Regions from separate parts of the Homo sapiens genome. Here region 2 is linked to region 1. Evidence: chromatin loops called from intact Hi-C (ENCODE). Cell type or tissue: HepG2. All regions are shown on one strand. Links, peaks and the distances in the headings refer to the core of each region. The heading gives the core; the rest is flanking DNA.

Evidence for each region. A loop is a pair of places that touch in the nucleus more often than their neighbours do. Peaks named below come from ENCODE experiments on the same cell type or tissue, not always from the same donor. Only the 100,000 strongest peaks of a DNase experiment are listed, where the experiment ranks them.
Region 2: a loop joins it to region 1, with 24 times the contacts of the local background. A loop is called at or near these places in 36 of 110 quality-filtered maps.

Annotation. Positions count from the first base shown.
Region 1 is chr3:39,376,840-39,380,231 of GRCh38, forward strand. LOC105377037 (a long non-coding RNA gene) reads left to right here. Exons shown (of 3, transcript XR_001740661.3): 2 at 637-838. LOC105377644 (a long non-coding RNA gene) reads right to left here. Exons shown (of 3, transcript XR_007096252.1): 3 at 2,592-3,392. Among named protein-coding and RNA genes, the nearest start is that of SLC25A38, 4.8 kb to the right of the region's middle. RefSeq lists a silencer at 1,363-1,412. In HepG2, for the core only: a CTCF peak has its summit at 1,454 (motif pointing left); a DNase peak (open chromatin) is centred at 1,452.
Region 2 is chr3:39,184,583-39,187,524 of GRCh38, forward strand. XIRP1 (xin actin binding repeat containing 1) reads right to left here. Exons shown (of 2, transcript NM_194293.4): 2 at 1-2,942. Among named protein-coding and RNA genes, the nearest start is that of XIRP1, 6.5 kb to the right of the region's middle. In HepG2, for the core only: no CTCF peak of the experiment used is centred there; no DNase peak of the experiment used is centred there; H3K27me3 peaks cover 1,069 bases.

The sequences.
Region 1 (3,392 bases), core at 487-2,986:
TGGGACTACAGGCAACCACCACCATGCCCGGCTAATTTTTTGTATTTTTAGTAGGGATGGGGTTTCACTGTGTTAGCCAGGATGATGGCTGAGCCTTCTGATTGTAATAGGACAGTAAGGAGATAAAATAAACTACATAGTCAAACAAGGTGAACCGTCTTAGAAGCAGAACCTGAAGGAACTGGGGAGCAGGAGAGGGAGGCACAGAGGAGCTGGAAGCTGAAAGGAAACAGGCAGGGGAAAGAATGTGTCTTTGAATTGCATATCAGCAAGGCTCTCCAGTGTGAGTGAGACTTGACCAGTTTGTAACTTCCCGTGTACGGAAATCCTTCTAACATGCAAATCTGACCCTTTCATTCTCCTGCTTAAACCTCTTCAGCATAAAGCCTACATTCTCCTACATGGTTGATGGAGGGCCCCAGGCTCTCCCTCTGGCCTCCTCCCTTCCATTCCTTCCCTCCTACTAGACGTTTCCACATTTACAGTTCTAGGAATCTGACATGCTCTCTCTTACCTCTGGGTATTTGTACATGCTCTGCAAGATGAAAACAGACTCATCTATTAGTAAATGCTTGAATGAATGAGTCAAATCGGAAGGTACTGGGGACAGTCCACCACCCCTTTTGGACTTTTCAGGTCTCAAGCAGTAGCCACCTCCAGTCTGATACAAAGGATTACTCCCTCCCCAGTGCCAGCTGGAGCCCCATCATGGTGAGGCTCTACAATGAGTTCATGGAGAAGACTGTGGATGGGTCATGGACAAGACTTCCAGGTTGTTGGTGCTCTGTGCAATTCCTTAAAGAAGCAGACCTTACTAAGATTGCTAAAGCTGTCCCTGGTATGTTGAAACCCCCTACACCAGTAGGGTTTAACTGGGCTTGCAGGGGTGCTCTAAATAATACAGAACTGTTGGCAAAACTTTGTTTATGCATATGCATTTTCCTCAGTGCAATCTGTGCCCCAGCCTATCTCCTATATCTCCTCTGTGGCTTGCATTAGCCTGAAAGTCAGGACCAAGGGAGTCTGGAGATCATGATCCCTGATTCATATGATATTAGCCCAGAAAAGGAACTTGGAGCCACTTAGTTCAAGGCCCTCATCTTACACGTGAGAAAGCTGAAGCCTAGAGAGGTGACAATGAGTTTTTGTCAGATATTGGACTAGCATCAGAAACTCCTGACTTTTAGTTCAGTGTTCTCTCCACTTCTATCCGAAGCCACTCCTGGCATCTCCTTATACTTTCCCACCACAGCTGGTCTCCTGTATAGACCAGACAGATGAAGCATACATGAGGAATTGGAAAGGGGCAGCGTCTGGGACCAAGGGCCAGTGCCTTCACCCTGGTACACCCAAGGCCAGTAGCTCAGTGACAATGCCAGTGGGACTATCAGGTAATTTACAGACACCTGAAGCCAGGACCCAGAACCTGTTGGGAACAGGACACGTGTTCCCTCTAGTGGCCAGTTTGAGCTGAGCTTCTGACTGGGTGAAAGAGAACAGATGGGAAAGAATGGCAGATGATGGAGTGCCACGCGTGTTAAGAAACAAAGGGGCCAGAGGGAAAGACTTCTAATTTACATACCTAATCTGTCATTAGAAATTCTGCTTTGAGATTTTTGGTAAAAATGCAGATGTTTGGTAAGTATTTGGAATTAAAAAAACATAGACACAGGGTCTTGCTCTGTCACCCAGGCTGGAGTGCAGTGGTGCAGTCATAGTTTGCTGCAGCCTTGAACTCCTGGGCTCAAGAGACTGTCCTGCCTCCACCTTCCGAGTAGCTGGGACTACAGGCTCATTCCACCACACCTGGCTACTGTTTTTATTTTTGTAGAGACAAGGTCTTGTTATGTTGCCCAGGCTGGTCTTGAACTCTTGGGCTCAAGAGATCCTGCTGTCTCGTCCTCCCAAAATGCTGGGATTACAAGCCGGAGCCACTGAATCTACCCTAAGTATTTAATTTTATATATGGGAGGCTTCACTCTTGACCTCTAATTAAGGCCCATAAACTGGCCAGGCGCAGTGGCTCACATCTGTAATCCCAGCAATTTGGGAGGCCGAGGCAGGCAATCACCTGAGGTAAGGAGTTTGAGACCAGCCTGGCCAACATGGTGAAACTCCATCTCTACTAAAAAAACAAAAATTAGCTGGGCGTGGTGATGTGCGCCTGTAATCCCAGCTACTCAGGAGGCTGAGGCAGGAGAATCACTTGAGCCCGGGAGGCGGCGGTTGCAGTGAGCTGAGATTACACCATTGCACTCCAGCCTGGGCAATAGCACAAGACTTATCTCAAAATAACAAACAAGAAAGTTGAGGTGAATACACAGCTAGCAGGTGACAAATCCAGGATCAAATACAGAATCAATGCCTGATTCCAAAGTCCACTTTCTTTTTACAGCATTACTCTGCCTCAGTGGTCTCTCAAAGACACACAGAAAAAAGCAGGAGATAGCCTCTACCCTTTAAGGAAGGGAAACAAGGTGTATTTGTCAGGGAAATATGTGTCCTGATTTTCTTTCATCCAGATTATGAAAGATAATCTCCTTTACTTAAAGTCAACTGATTACAGAGGTTAACCACATCTACAAAATACCTTCACAGCAACACCTGGATTAGTGTTTAATTGAAAACTGGGTATTATAGCCTAGCCAAGTTGACACATAAAACTGACTGTTACACAAGATGCTGCTTATAAATGAAGTCATTCTGTCCAAGATAAAGAAAAGCTGGCCTGGCATGGTGGCTCATGCCTGGAATCCCAGCACTTTGGGAGGCCAAAGTGGGCGGATCACCTGAGGTCGGGAGTTTGAGACCAGCCTGACCAACATTTTGCTAATTTTGCTAAATGCAAAATTAGCCAGGCGTGGTGGCGCATGCCTATAATCCCAGCTACTCAGGAGGCTAAAGCAGGAGAATTGCATGAACCCAGGAGGCGGAGGTTGTGGTGAGCCGGGATCGCAGCATTGCACTCCAGCCTGGACAACGAGAGTGAAACTCTGTCTCCAAAAAAAAAAAAAAAAAAACCTTCCACATATGGATAGAGCTATAAGCAAACCACAAAACCACAAGTGGGTCCTGCTTACCCCTGTGGGAAATTCAGATCAATCAGGACCTAGAAGATTTGTGACCAGAAAATATGTGCTTATGTTTATAAACTTTTAGCCAAAATGTTGCCCGTTTCCTCATTGTGAAGAAAGCAGGAAAACAAGAAGAGTTTGATTTTTTCCATAAGATGGGGAACTGCTTTGTCAAAATATTGATGGAGTGACTTGTGGCTTCCATATGACAAAACACAAAACACCACACTGCCTGGGCACGCACCATGGCTCCTCTCCCTTCCACTGCCCCTAACAACTTGGTCCTTGGAGTAGAATGTGAAGATCCCACTCCTGCAG
Region 2 (2,942 bases), core at 443-2,942, 190 kb before region 1:
GGCCTCAGTGTGGCATTCAACCTTGGCTTGGTTCTTGACTGCAGTTTGACCTCCGACCTCCTGGCCTGAGCCACTGGGCCTGGCGCTACTGCTGACTGTGACACTGATCTTGTGGGCACTGTGGTCTTTTGGAGGTCCCTGGAAATGGCCTCTGGCACTGGCCTCAGGCTGGAGGCTAGACATGGAGCTGAGTGCCTTGTGCACAGCCTCTTCAATGTCCAGCAGCCTTGCCAAGGTCTGTTCCTTCAGTTGAGCAACTTCCGTGCTGACCCGTGTCAGCTCCCCAAAGGCCTGCTCCACTGAGGCCTCGGGCTTTTGGTGGGCAGCAGGAGCCTGAGGAGCAGCCCCTCCCAGCTGGGGCACGGCCTCAAAGAGCCTCCGCAGGGCCTGCACGTCCACACTGCTTGCGGCCTCCTTCTCCAGGGCTTGCACCTGGTTCAGGAGGCCCTGGAGCTCTTTCTGGTTTCTTTGCAGACTGTCAGGGCTCTCAGGGGCCCCTTGGTGGGAACCTTCCATGGGCTGCTCTCCTGAGGGGCCGGGGCCCCACTGTGGTGAGGTGGGATCATGGTTGAGGGCATTGAGCTTGGGGGGCTCAGAGCTCTGGGCATTGCTGCCTGTAGCCTGATTCTTGGTGGGCCTGGGGGCCGTGGTGCTGAGGCCATGTTGTAAGCTGGGCTGGCTATGTCCACTGGGACATCTGGCCAGAGGTATGTGGCCCTGGTCTACAGTAGTGGGAACCTTGGCTGGCTGAGGGATGGCTGTATCTCTCTCACCTCGTTGGTGTTCTCTTTGCCCCACCTCCGAGGAAAAGCTGGGAGATAGAGGCAAGGGCTTGGGCAGCCTCTGAGGAGGGTGGCTCTGGGTTAGGTGTGCAGGTTTAGGGGGCAGCTGCGGCTTCTTCTTTGGGGGCATGGTGGGGTCCAGTTTTGGGGTCTTTGTCTGTGACCCTCCAGGGGTTCTCTGGCCAGCAGGGCTGCTGTGGGAGTGAAGAAGGGGGTCCTTCAGGGGCTCAGAGGCTTGCTGGATGGAGTCCTCAGCACGGTGGGCTCCAGCTGGAAAGTCAGGTCCTGTCACAGCAGCTGGGAGAGTAGGAGGAGGAGGAACAAAGGCATTATGGGGGTGCGGGCTGGCACCTGCAGCTTGGGGCCCAGAGGCCAGAATGTGGCGGCCTAGAGGGGCAGTCTTCAGGGTGGTCTCTGCAGCTTGGAGGCCCCCTGGGCAGACTTCTGCCATCGCCTTCCCTGGTGGCCCCCAGGCCATCTGTGTGCAGCCCCCAGGCTCCTCCCGCCCTGGCCCAGTACTCTGACCTGGGCCTCCCTGGAGTGGGCGGGGAGCCTGGACTGAGAGGGCAGTCTCCCTGTGCCTTGACTGGGGTTCCCTCTGAGAAAGCTGGACACCCCCAGGTGGGTCAAAGGTCCTCACGGGATGAGCGGTGTAGATGCCATCCTGAATTGTCACCCACCCCCCAGGCAGCCCTCTGGGTAGTGCTTGCTCTTCCCTACTGACCTTTCTGGGGGCTGCTGGGATCCGGGGATCACTTCCACCCCCAGGCCTTATGTTGCTTTGGGTAGCCCCAGCTTTCCGAAGACCGTCCTGGATGGGGTTGGAAGTGGCTGTTGGGGTGGGGCCCTGCTTGTGCTTGTTCAGAACTTGCTGGTGCAGGCTCTGGGCTTCAGCTGTTGCCATCCGCAGACTCTGCATGGCGGCCAGGAGGTCTGGGGCCCCAGGCCCCGGAGGGGTAGTCGTGGCTCCTTCTGACTTTCCCAAGACTGCCATCCCTTTCTGTCCAGAGTGACTGTCTTCCTGCTTTTCTGTGTTTTGCAATTGGGCTGGTGCTGCAGCTTCCCCAGCCAGAGGGACTGCCTTTCCAATGGCCTGAGGAGGGCAAGGGGTGGCCCCTGAGGCTCTCAGATGCCCCATCCCCATGCTGGGGTCCAGTGGGGGAACATGGATGATGCTCTCAGTTGGGTGCAGGCTCTGGGCCCCCTCGCTGGCTGGCACTGGACTCGGGTCAGCCGGGGGCTCCCACCGCAGACTGTGCAGGCCACTCAGGTCTCCTTTATCTATGCAGCTGGCCAACAGCTGCACGCTGCTCCTCTCAGAGGCCTTGCTAGTTAGCCGGGGCTGCAGAGAGTAGGCAGTCAGTGCGACCAGGCCCTGCTCTGTCTCCTGCATCACCAGCCCAGTCCTTGCCACGGAGGTCCCAAGACCGCAAGCCAGCAGCTGCTGGAGCTCAGGGTCCATGTCTTCAATATTCCCACTGCTGCCTGGAGTTGGCAGCCTCAGCGGCTTGAGTTGGAGCTGGCCAGTTGGGTCTTCCTGCACCAGCAGCCCCTGCTGGTCCACATCTGGCCGGCGCAGGACTTGGCAGATGATCCTGGGAAGTTCACCTGACACCAGCTCCTCCTTTCGTATATAAGGGTGCCCCTGCCCTGTGCCCGAGAGCACATACTTGGCAAGACAGAGCTCCCCTGGCCCTCGGGCCTCCATGAGGATGCCTCCATGGTGCAGGATGCCAGGTGTGGCATGCAGAGTCCGCAGGGTCCCCTCAGCTGCAGTCTCCTGGCTCTCTTGCATCCTGTTGCCTGAGGGGCTCATGGGCTGCTCTTCCAGGAGGTTGCCCCCTTGGATGCTCTCAGCTGCCAGGGAGCCCATGGGACAATTCTCAAAAAGCCAAGTGAACTTGTGGACAGAACCCGCGGGGATGGACCCAGCGATTACCCGGGGCTCCTGTTCTTCCTTCTTGCCTGCCTCCAGGGCCTGAAAAACCTCTTTCTGACGAGACACCTGCCCTGAAGGGATCTCCACGCGGCTGCAGTATCTCACAGGCCGTCTTCCACAGGGACGGCCTGAGGCCTGAAGAGGCTCGGTCTCAAAGACGTGTCTGTCTGTCTGTCTTTCCCCAGCCGGGACCTGGCTAACCTGCAGGTGCTGCTCCCTGG